Linked DNA regions of Homo sapiens: region 2 is linked to region 1. A link is a contact called in ENCODE Hi-C or POLR2A ChIA-PET data. All regions are on one chromosome and are shown on one strand. Each heading gives the region's core, a stretch centred on a gene start or an enhancer-like site at or near the end of the contact. The rest is flanking DNA. Distances are from core to core; before and after follow the strand shown. Region 1 overlaps LOC101929555 (a long non-coding RNA gene). Region 2 overlaps LOC101929555 (a long non-coding RNA gene).

Region 1 (5,744 bases), core at 2,804-5,303:
CTCTGGATGAGACTGAGGACTCATTCCCATTTGAATGAGGTGTCACTCAGATGAAGCACCATCCCTGCCTTAGTGGGGGAAGCATGCAGTGGAGAGGGGGACACTAAAGGACCTCCTGCTAATTGCTGCTGTCAGGTATTCCCAGGAGGAACAAGAGCAGGCTTCAAGGGGCAGGGTGGAGCCACCCCCTGGCCTGTCTGCACAAGTGTCCCAGCTCCCCACGTCCTGGCCACTTCCTCCCACTGAGATGTGCTTCATGCTAAGACCTTTCTCAAGTCTGTCAGTCAATAATGAGTGAGCACCTACTATGTGCTAGGCACTGTGCCCTTTGCTCCCCTCAGAAGCCCCACAGGTGTCCACAGACCTTGGTGAAAACCTGCCAACCAGGTGATGATCACAATCTTCTTGCTGCTTCTGGTTTCATGCAGAACTCAATAACTTGCATTCCCAGAGTATTCCAAATGCGTAGTACAAAACGGCTGATCTTGGCCAACATTTTGAGGGGTTATGGAAAACCAAATTGAGACCTGGGAGCTGAAGCAACAGTGCCACGATCCCAGCCCTGGGCTCTTCACTCATTCTGTCTCTGCCTGACATGCTGGCACCAGCTGAGAGGAGCTCCATGTCTCTCCAATTCTGTGCCACACAGGATGTCCCAACATCCCATCTGGTTCCTATCTGACTGTTCAGGATCTGGGAGGCAAGTCACTTTGCAGGAAGTCAAGGCTGTGAGCAAGGATGTGGAGGGAAAAGCCGAGGTGCCAGCTGGGAGCTGAGACCAGACCTTCGCCTCGGAGAGCAACTATCTGGGACAACGCAGGCTCCAATGTCAGTCTAATTACAGGCCTGTCATTATTCATTAGTCCTGTGGAGCGGCTGGTAGGGTGGAAATGAAAGAAGCGTGAAGGGAAGCTGGGAAAGCGGGTATGACCTCAGCCAGGAGGGCCCTGGGGAGAGCAGGGGTGCCAGCCACGCTGACCCAGGCACCCCATACCTCTCATTCCCCACCTCTCTCCATGACCTCCACTCCCCCTCAGCACCCAGAGAGTAGCCAGGCAACATCTTGGTGCACAAGTCCTCTGTTCCTCTCCAAACTTGTGCTCCTGGGTCCTGAGGTCTCTTTCCCCAACCCCCTTTAATTAGGGCAGTTCATTCCTTCACAAATATTCCTTCAATCCCTACTACTTGCCTGCCATTTTTCTAGGCCCTGGGATATAATGGTGTTGGGGTCTGATTTTAAGTGGGGAAGTCTGAGGAAGTGACATTTGAGCAGGGCCCTAATGTTCGGGAGGGGGAGACTAGACCAACAGAAGTGCAGGTGCAAAGGGCATAGGGCAGGCTGCGATGCACTTAATCTGTGAAGGGAAGCCCAGGGATGGGGCAGAATGAGCTAGGAAAGAATGGGAGGGAAGCAAGTCAGGTCACACACAGCCGGCAGAAGGTGAGGTACAAGGGTAAGAACAGGGAGACGGACCACAAGCCGGTGCAATAGTCCCGGTGTGCGATGGTTTTGACTTAGACTGGGTTGGTGAGGAGCGATCTTTCTTAGAGTTTATATTTCAGATACTCTGAACTCAGCTCTCACCACCTCCCTTAGCAATGGCTCCCCACCCCTAAAGCGACGCTGGACCCATCATTTCACGTGCCCTCATTCCAAACGTCTTCCTCATGTGGCTGAGGCTCACACACATGCAACTAGCCACCATCATCAAGGCTGCCAGGCCATCCTCAGGATGGGGGTCCAGCCCTGCAGTGAGGCTGTCTGCCCCTCCTTCCCACTTCTTCACATATTTAACTCAAATGACGCTTACAGAAAGCAACCCGAGACTGTGTCAGCACAGGGCTACCGTTACAGAAGAAGACATCGCAGTTTACCTGTGACAATGAAGAGTAGGTGAACTCTGTGGCATTTAACTAGATGGTTGTATTAAACAGATCATATCACTTTTTTCCAATTATTTAGACTTTTTAAGCAGTGAGCAGGAACTGGATGGTGGCAGAATTCCTGAGGTGCCCACAGGCAGCCTCGCTTCTGGTTATAGAGGAACTAGGAAGCCCAACTGGAGGACTTAGATCCTTTGTGTGTGTGCCGGGCCCACCAGCCAGATGCCAGGCTCCTGAGCTCCCGCCACGCCCTTCATCTCTGTGTCCTCAGCGCCTGCCATAGGCAATGCTCTCACAGTGCCTGCCGAACCAATGGAGGAATAAATGGAGAGATGACATGAGTGCTGCTTTGTGACCCCACCCCAGAACAGTGCCAGGAACACAGGAGAAAGTGAATTGAGGATGGTCAAGATGATTACATTTCACCCATCCTAGTCCCACCCGTTTCAGGGGTCTCCTCTCTGCTTCCTAAGGTGAGAGCCAACCAACCAATCAGGGAAGGGAAGGAGGCTTAGGTGTCAGGGGCTGAGAAAATGTCACCATTACCCTTTTAAGGCAACAGACTACCATGCTTCAACAGGTCCATTATGCGGAGGCAAGCTTTGCTGGGCCGGGCATAGTTTGGACAGTTTTCAAATCATAGGGTGACTGCCTGCCTGGATTGAGCACAGATCTGGCCCTCCTGCAGGATTCCCAGCCCTTGGGCAAGGAGAACGATGGGAAGCAGGCCTTTGGGGGCTTCTCTGTTCCAATAACGATGCAACAGTAACTACTAACATCCAACTGGCCCTCTCGGGCATAAGACGCTGTCATATACGTTCTTTCTTTTGCCTCTCATTGCACCCTGGAGGGAGACAGACAGTGTGGATTGCCCCAAAGGTCCTGCAAGAAGTAAGAGCCAAGACCAGGTTTGAGCTCTGGTTTTCTGAATCCACATTCTCAGCTTCCTTCCCCACTCCACTGAGCTCCCCAGTAACAGTGTGGAGTTCAGAGCAGGAGGAACCGTCAGTGATCATTGATTGTGAGCTCATGATTGCACAGTGGGGGCCCAGGAGGGAATGGGGCCTCCTGCACCTACACCCACCCTTCACACACCAGGCCACCTATGCCTATTTTCCCAGGGGTTTTTGGTCTCTTGAGATTCTGTCCTGCTATCACCATTTTACTTTCTAGACTGTGTTTCCTCTTCACCTCTAAGACAGCTGAGGCGGTTTACAGCTGTTTACTAGCAGTCAGATAGAGGAGGAACTTAAGTGGAATATAAACTATTGAATTAAATTATCCTCTTCAAATGCCACCTGGTACTCACTCTACCTGAGAATTTCAATCAATGCTGGTAACTTCCTGCTCTCTAATGGAATGCACCAGACAAGTTTTTTTGCCTGCCATTTGAGCTGGGCTGCTGCTATGGCAGATGCTGTTACAGGGGACAGAGATGTTCGTGTAGACCGGCATGACAATGCGTCACCTGAAAGCATAGCTTTCTTGAGCTCCCAGCAGTGCCATTAGCAGGTTGGGAAATGGCTTCACTCCTCAAGCCTGGGTGTTAGAGGCAACCACAGGTGGGTCAGTGAGGCCCTCCAGGAGATGGGGGGTGGAGTTCTGTACTTCAGGACACCTTTTAAAGACTCAAGGAAACAGTGGTGTGGGAGAGGAAGAGTAGTGGGGAAGGAAGACAGATTCCCTCCTAGCACCAAAAAATATGGGTAAAGCTCATAACCATACATACAACACCCACTAATTACAAGTCAAAGGGATGGAACGTTGTGCCCTCCGTATTTATAAAACAGAATGTCCCTGGGCTGGGAGTTCCTGGGTTCAAGTCCTGGTTCCAACATTTATTAGCCATGCTGTCAGAAGCAGGTCTCTTCTCTGAGGCTCCATTTCCCTTTTCTGTAAAATAGCTTCCCTGCCTACATTATGGGGAATGCAAAAGCGTTTTTGACAACTTCCAAGTGCTGTACAATTGTGAGTTACGATATATTGGGCGGTGGGAGGGGCCCTTTGAGAGATATCCCTCCGGACCCCCACAGACCTCTTAATCGGCCTTTGGGTCAGGTGAAGCGGGGCCAAGGCCATTTGTATCTTGGAAGGAGGGCTCCTCTGGGACGGCCATCCTGGAAGTGACCTCTGGGAGGCAGCAGAGGAGGTGCTACGGAGCCGCCACAACTGGAGTTCACAGTCCCGGGATCCTCAGGGGACAGGGAAGGGGAAGGAAGCATTGAGACTGAGTTACTGGCACTGTTTCATAGATAGGGAAGTCAATGTGGGAGTTCCACAGGGCCTGCTGGGCCCGCGGTTGTGGGTCACCACCACAAAGCTGTGCCCTGATGCCATTCCTTCCCCAGGGCTTGGGCCTCTTCCTTTCTGCCCTGACCCTGGAAACATGATCCTTCCAAGTTCACTCATCAGCAAAATTTTCCATCCTCAGAACGGGTTTTCCGGACAGGACAAAATATGCTTTTAAGACCTTCTTCTCAAGGGCAATAGAAACTTCCTTACTTACGGCACAAGGAAAAACGAGGCAAAAATAATTACTGAGTGCCTACTATGCGTCAGCATTGTGCCAGCCAGTTTATGCACACTAATCTCATTTACACCACATAGTAACTGGCTGAAGTGAGTTAGCCCATTTTACAGATGAGGAAACTGAGGCACAGGGAGTTAAATAACTTTGACAGGATCACACAGGTGGGTAAGTGATAAAGCAGGGACTCAAACCCAGAGTTCTCTGACTCCAATATGCATGTTCTTTCTACCATGCTAATTACATAAACATGACAGAATGGTCAAGGAGGCAGAGCAGACTCCACAAAGACAAAATGACAAAATATTTGTCATTTCTTCATGCTAGAAACATTTGAATTGCTAAGAAACAGCAAAGATACAGAATAGTTGTAGGACCCAGACTTGGAGTTCTTCATACTAGTTTCCGCCTCCATTTTGGATCTCTCTATAACCAGCTTCCTGTGGCCAGTCTGTTCTTCATTGAGAATCCTTTTGCTTTTGTTTCTGTGATGTTGCCTTTGTTGAGAGTCCTAACGGAGCTCTTCCCAAGATAGCTCTCTGCTTATCTTTCACACCCTGGTCTATGCTTGCTCCCTTAACTCTTGGCAAGCCCATGCTCCTCCAGGTTTTTTTTCACTAGCAAAATTATTTTCCCTTCTTCCTTCAAAACATGATGCTAGAGCTCCAATCTTGAGCTGGGTGCTAGAAAAGGACCTCAGGGCGATAGTGATTACCAGTTAGCAAGCACTTGCTACTGGACAGGATTCATATATGCTGAATGTTCGCATGCAGTATCTCATGTAATTGTCTGAACATCCTTAGGGTAGGTGTTAGTATCTCTGTTTGATGGATTGGGTAGCTGAGGCCCAGAGTCACTGAGTAAGCTGCCCAACATCACACAGACAGCCAGTTCTCAATCTCAGCTCTGTGTGGCCCAGAACCTGTGGCATCAACCCCACCCACAGGGGATGGTCAGGAAGATAAACTGCTTCCCCATCCTCTCTACTGTGGATCTTGATTCTTACTATAAGTTAATATAGATTCTCAATATAATTTAATATACCAAATAGCTGACAGTGGGACTCTGCTGGGAAGAAGAGAAATATGTAATACGTCTGCTAGGATCCTCAGTCCATTTGAAGAGACTAACACATGAAGTGCACTCCATGACCTCCCTTGGGTCCTGGGACATTCTCGTGTGTTCCTTCCCACCTCCCTAATGTTCCCTTTGATCTCCTCCTCAAGCTGCCCTGTTAATGCTGGTGTTCTATAGGGATCCACCTTCAACCTACCTCTCTTCTCCCCCCACATCAGGGCTTAGAGATTTGAATAACCACAAGCAGTGTGCAGAA
Region 2 (6,086 bases), core at 2,680-5,179, 100 kb after region 1:
CCTCAGCCTACCAAAGTGCTTAGATTACAGCTGTGAGCCACCACAGCAGACCTTGTCCCCTACTTTTTATTTGAATGGGTCCTTGGCACCTCCCACCAATAGTACATTTGGAATGAATGCTATGTAACTTCCAAGGCAGGGTGCATAGAAGGCCATACAGCTTCAGCCTAGCTCTCAAAGGACATTTATTTTCTCTCAGAGCCTTCATGTAAGAAGTCCAATGGGTTGGGTGCTGTGGCTCACGCCTGTAATCCCAGCACTTTGGGAGGCCGAGGTGGGTGGATCACCTCGGAGGTCCGGAGTTCAAGACCAGCCTGGCCAGCATGGTGAAACCCTGTCTCTACTAAAGATACAAAAAAATTAGCAGGATATGGTGGTGCACACCTGTAATCCTACTTACTCCGGAGCTGAGGTGGAAGGATCTCTTGAATCCCGGAGGCGGAGGTTGCAGTGAACCAAGATTAAAACACTGCACTCCAGCCTTGCTCTGTCTCAAAAAAAAAAAAAAAAGTCTAACAATCCTGAGAACTCCATGCTCTCTCAGCTGAGCCCACCCGTAAGCCAGCCCAGCCCAGCTGCCAGACATATGAGTGAAAAAACTATTGGAAGTGGATCCTCCAGCCCCCAGTGGTTGAAAGCACCCCCATTCCAGTCCTCCCCTGAAAGATCCACCTCTGTGCTTTTTTCTAACTTCTGACCCACAGAATTTGGGATCACAATAAAATAGTGGTTGTTTCATGCCACAAAGCTTTGGAGCAGTTTTTTACATCGTCATAGACAACCTGAAGAACTAGTAAACTCTCATGTTGGCTAATATTCTTGGGCTCCCTTCCCCCAGGTGACCAATGCCAGGAGTGTGTGACTTGCAGCACATGTGCTGAAGGTGGAGAGAGGTAGCCTCTGCCTCCTCACACTGCACATCCCCTCACCTGCCTCCAGTGTGGTCAGTTCACATAGGCTTTCACTCCTCTGCCCAGGCAAAGTTCTCCTCTCTCCTGCCACGGTCCTTTGTTTATATCGTGAGTGCAGGCTTGTCACACGGATAGCAACCAGATTATTTATGTTTGTCTTCACTAGACTACAGGCTCTAAAGGGACACAGCTGTATTCTATGCATTTCCCTGTGCTGAGGCCTAGCACCTAGTGGGCGTGAAATAAATACGTGTGGAATGAAACTGTCAAAGACCATGTGACCAGCTGGCCCTGACCCCCTGCTAACAAGCAGCAGACCCAGAACCCCTTTCTGGTTCTCCTCCAGGCAGGGCACAGTTGTTTCCTATCTGAGCAGGCTCCATTTGCTTCACATCAGCCCAAGAACAGGGAATGGGAAATGCCTTGTGCTGCAGGAGGGAAGACAAAGTAAGCCAGAGAGCACTTGGCCATCTGGGGCTGGGAGCGGAAGAGAATGGAACCATTCTGGAGAGCCAGACATTTGTTTTGTAGTTGTTGCCTTTGTGAATGTACATGTCCTGAAACCCTGGTTAATTTTCTTGTTCAAACATTGGTTTAAAATTGCTGGCTCTAGGAGAGATACTGTCCTTCAGCAGGTTCTGTTATAAACTTTGCAACTCCAAGGTCTGATTCAGCAGCAAGCTGGAAAAGTTCCTGGTTGCTAAGAGACCAGAGAGCAAATTAGCAGCTCACAAAAGACCCAGCTAAGACCAGTAAAAAATAAGACAAACGAAAACAAGGTAGGAAATGGGCCTCCTCAAAATCAAAATAAGGTAAACAAACTGGCTAGGAAAATGTCTGATTGGAAAAGACAATTATAAGTATTCTTCATGCTGAAGTAAAATGCACTATAGGTAGCTAAACTCTATCTTTGTCTTTTTGTCACTTGAAGAAAACAGCAGGGGAGCCCCTTTCTAGTCCTGAAATTCCGGATCTATGAGTCAGAGGGAAAAACAAACTGTCCCAGTTGATAAGGAGGAAAGAAAAAAGTGAAATAGGCTGCCTCTTTTATGAGCTCTCCCTGCCAGGACGGTGAATGGGCTACCTGGGGTGGTGGCCCAGAAACATTCCTGCAAGCAAACAAAAGCCTCCCCCCAGGAAAGGTTTCTGATCACTGCTGGTCCAAGGCTCAGCCGCAACAGAGGGCTCTGACCCCCACAGGACTTGGCCAGACACTTCAAGATCCCATCTGGCAATCAAGCATGAGAATTCAGGTACTTGTAATAAGAAGGGGCAAAGAGAAAAGTACCAAATAGGTCCCAGGTATTAAATATTTATTTTGTTAAAGTGCCTCTATAGCTATGATTTTTAGTAATTTCTTTTCTGGTCAGACAATCTAGTAAAATATTATATTAAAATTATTTTTAATCAAAAACAGAAAAAAGCATGCCAATCACTTACCTCTGATGGAAATTCATTCTCCAAGACACACAGTTTTCCTAAGAACCTACTGCTTAGCTGGACAAAATAGTAGGAAAATGCTCCAAGTGGAAATTACCAGCCTCTTGAGGGAGGAGCTTGAAAATCTTAAGTGATCACAGAAAAGTCACAGTCATCTGGGTTTTGGAGACCAGAGAAGAAATGAAGAAGGGCAAAAAAAAAAAAAAAAAGAAAAAAAGAAAAAGATGGGGTGTGGGGAGGAAGATGGGGAAACATGGAGCTACAAATTGGGAGAAAATTAAGGCAGCCAGTAGGCATATGTCAGGGAGCTATGGCGTGATATGCCTAAGAACTATGTGACTGAATAGCCTCCACTTATCAATATTTGTTGGACAGCAAAAGGATTTCAGAATATGATGGATCCAACAAGCATGAAATAATCTTTAGGGGAAAAAATTACAATTCCCCACATGGCAGCTTCCTTCAGATCTTTTCTGACAATCCTGTTTGTCAGATTTCTAAATCGCATGCAACTGCTATATTTTAGGCAGAGCTGGTATCTTCCTGGAAAAAGACCGTCCCAAATATTCAGTGCCCCTCCCTGCAGGAGAAATAGACACCTCCTTTCTGATATATGCAGCTCTGGCCAAATGACTTGCTTTGGCCCATGAAATGTGAGCAGAAGTCACATGTGTCACTTTGGAGTATAAGTTTTAAGAGCTAGCACGTGGTTCTCTGGCTTTTCTCTTGCTGTCACAATGACCAGAACATGTTCCAGATAGTGCCTTATCCAACAGGCTTGGTCCCCAAGAGAAGAAAGCATGGAACAGAGCTGTGGCTGGATTGCAGTGGACACGTAGCCCAGATGAAAAATAAGTTCTGTTGTGGAGTTACCTGCAATTGCAGCAAAACCTAGCCTATGTGACTAATATACATGGCCCACGGGACTAAAAGGTGGCCAGAGTTGCCCCTCGCCCTCATTCACATTTTCTCACTAGCTGGCCACAGTCTCACCTTGAGAGGAAAGTCATTATGCTCCAGGTGGCTTTCTTAGAATTCAGATATGTTGCCTGACTGACCCAGGAAATCAGGGCTGGCAGCCCTGCTGCTGAGCGTGGTTCAGTACCCAAGAAACAGGCAAAGATGGCGCACGGAGCTGAGAGGAGACAGAACCATGAACTTCGAGTTGGAAATGCCAGGTTGGAGCTGGCTCACCAGTTCTAATTTAACCCAAAAAGAACAAACAAAAAACAAAACAAGCAAACAGAAAAAAAAAAAAAAAACACTAGACCTTCTTATTCCTACCTTTAGAACTTTAGAGAGTGTTGATATTTAAAAAAAAAAAAAAAAAAAAAAAAAGGCAAACAAACAAAAAACTGACCCCCAAAGCCAAAAGAAATAACATGTCTTTATTGAAGAAATGTCCATTCTTCCTTCAAAGCCTCTTTCCCTTAACAAACGTGGTATGCACAGCAAAATGGAAAAGATGTCAGCCTCCACAGTACAGAGGAGGTGAGAAGATCTGCTTCCCAGCACACTGTGGAAAGGCAGGGCCTGGAGCAAGGCTGTGACCTCAGCTGCACATCTGGGTCCTAAGACCACTGGAGGGAGCTGTGCTGAGTCAAGGTTAGAGAGCCCTTGGCAAGCAGATCCCCGGCAAGGCAGCCAAGTCAAAGAGGAAGTTTGAACACTTAATGGGACATCAAATGGGATTTTCCCTGCAATCTCAGAACTTCTGCTAAAAGCCCTAAAGTGGATAGCAATAAGTAAAAGTGCCCCCGCAGTCTAAAAAGAAAGTGATCAGAGGATACCTGCAGGATTTTCTCAAAGATGAGTGATCCAATCCTCCCATCCCACCTCCACCACCCCAAGAGAATACTAGAAGATTTGCGAGTCCATTGAAATAGGCGCATTTCTAAGAGTAGGGAGTTGTCAGCCTAGTAGGAAAGGCTAGGGTGTTTCTCCATCCCTCCCTTTCCCCATGAAGGCAGGAGGAAGATGTTTCTCCCATCCTCAAGTGAGGCACAAAGATCCAAGAGAACAGCAGGGAGGTCAGGAGGCCTTCGAGAGGGAGAGAGTGAGTCCAATACCCAGCTGGGTGCTGGCTGAGCCACAGAAACCAGTAGGCTGACATGGTGCTCCCCAGACAGGAGCTTGGGGCTTGCCCTTGCCCCCAGGTTCTGGAACAGGGAGGCTGGCACCTGCTTTTTGTCCAGAGAATTGTAAAGGAATGTAGGAAGCTGGCTGGGCTGGCTTGCAGTGGCAAGTACAGAGAGGGCATGAGGTGGGCATCCCTCTCATCTGGGCCACGTGACCACTACGGAATGTGTCCCTACTCTAGGTCTGATAAGACTTCCTCCTAAAAGGGAAGCCCAGGAACTAGAGGCAAGGTGTGGGGGAAGGTGGTAAAAAGCAGACTAGGCCACCTCTCCAAGGCAGACCTAGCTCAGGCTTGAGCTGAGGGATGGGGAGGGGAGAAGCATAGTGCTGGGTATGAGATTGAAGTTTTGATTTAGCCCGGCCACGACCTTTCAATGCTTGAAAGTGAGGTGAGGCAGCCAAAATAAAACTAGTTATTATAACTGAAGGTGACCAAAAAGCTGTGGGCTGTGCCTGAAACAACGTCAAGGGATGGTCCAGAAATAAGGAAGAGAAATGCAACAGAGAGCTAGAAAACAATAGTTGGAGAAAAATAAAGCCACCTCCTGATTGTACTCCATGGAGTCACATCGGTCAAAAAACCAATTACAATTGGAGGGAAATTCACCAGAGAGAGAAGTGCTGTCTAGAGAGTAACTATGATTGGGGAGAACTGCCCAAAGACATTCCATTCTCCATCTCATTAGAGTATGCATTCTCCAGGGTGTGAATGCTCCCAAGTGCTCCCAAGGGGGTGGAAATTGGCTGGGGTGGGGGTGTGAAAAATCTTAGATGTTTCAAAGTTTTATGACCCTCCAAAGTTTAATCCTGCCCAACAAAATAGTATGTAATTATTTCTTAATTTATGTTTACTATACATTTATTTATCAATACATATCTTATCTCTCTATAAATTTATATTATTTTATGTTATTATTTAAAATAGTGTTTAGGATAGGGAAAAAATGAAAGGAAGGGAATTTTTTTTCCTTAGGGGAACAATGCTGAAGAAAAGTCTAGAAACATTGAGTTAGAGAGAAACACAACATTCAACCTCAAACCAGAACTGGTGTTTGGATAAAATTTTTCTGGCTCCAAGTAGAATTGCTTTCACTGAATTTGTTTTGATATCCTACCTTTTGAGGGCTTTATCCTCTGCTTCACAAGGTGTCCTTTTCATAGGGACCCAGAAGAGAACGTTCTTTCAGGTTTCACTGTAAAGAAAAGCAGTGCTTCTTCTGGATAAATGGTTTGTTTATCTTTTATGTTTTATCTTTTATGAGATTTGTTATGCACATCTCAAATTAGATCAAGTTTCCCTCTTTGCTTCAGCCACAGGGGAGCTCAGGGCACCTTTTGTAACCACTGCAGGACTGGGCCATATGCATATCTGGGACTTTGCCTTATCTGTGCTTTTAGTATTTTTCTACTTTTAACTTTGCCCCAATTCCCTCAACTGTGTTTTAACTCTTTCCTATTTCATGTATTTTTATAAGCCCCCTACAATCCTTTGTGGAATATGTGGGATATAAATATGTAAAGAGGAACACTACCTCTCCTTCCAAAGTTTTCTTTCCGCCCACTCTTATTAAGTCTGTCCTTATACAGTTGCTTTTC

The links. Hi-C counts contacts between places; a loop is a spot of excess contacts on that map. ChIA-PET counts read pairs that join two places held with the same protein, here RNA polymerase II (POLR2A). Pooled maps may share reads with other maps.
Region 2: a loop to region 1 is called in a map of endothelial cell of umbilical vein, with 4 times the contacts of the local background. The contact joins two enhancer-like sites. A Hi-C loop is called at or near these places in 15 of 168 maps with a recorded cell type or tissue (Caco-2, Calu3, HepG2 and 11 more) and 10 of 50 pooled maps. POLR2A ChIA-PET finds 5 or more read pairs at or near these places in 4 of 52 experiments (A549, HepG2, PC-3 and 1 more).

The regions. Positions count from the first base shown.
Region 1 is chr6:40,891,065-40,896,808 of GRCh38, forward strand. The region is part of intron 2 of LOC101929555 (a long non-coding RNA gene); the gene reads right to left. Among named protein-coding and RNA genes, the nearest start is that of UNC5CL, 150 kb to the right of the region's middle. Within about 2 kb of position 4,054, at least 6 of the 41 ENCODE cell types and tissues checked have a DNase peak (open chromatin) inside an H3K27ac peak, as active enhancers do; they include heart right ventricle, where a contact is called at or near this core.
Region 2 is chr6:40,995,787-41,001,872 of GRCh38, forward strand. All of the region lies in intron 1 of LOC101929555 (a long non-coding RNA gene), which reads right to left. Among named protein-coding and RNA genes, the nearest start is that of UNC5CL, 40 kb to the right of the region's middle. RefSeq lists enhancers at 1,186-1,859, 1,860-2,532. Within about 2 kb of position 3,930, at least 6 of the 41 ENCODE cell types and tissues checked have a DNase peak (open chromatin) inside an H3K27ac peak, as active enhancers do; they include heart right ventricle, where a contact is called at or near this core.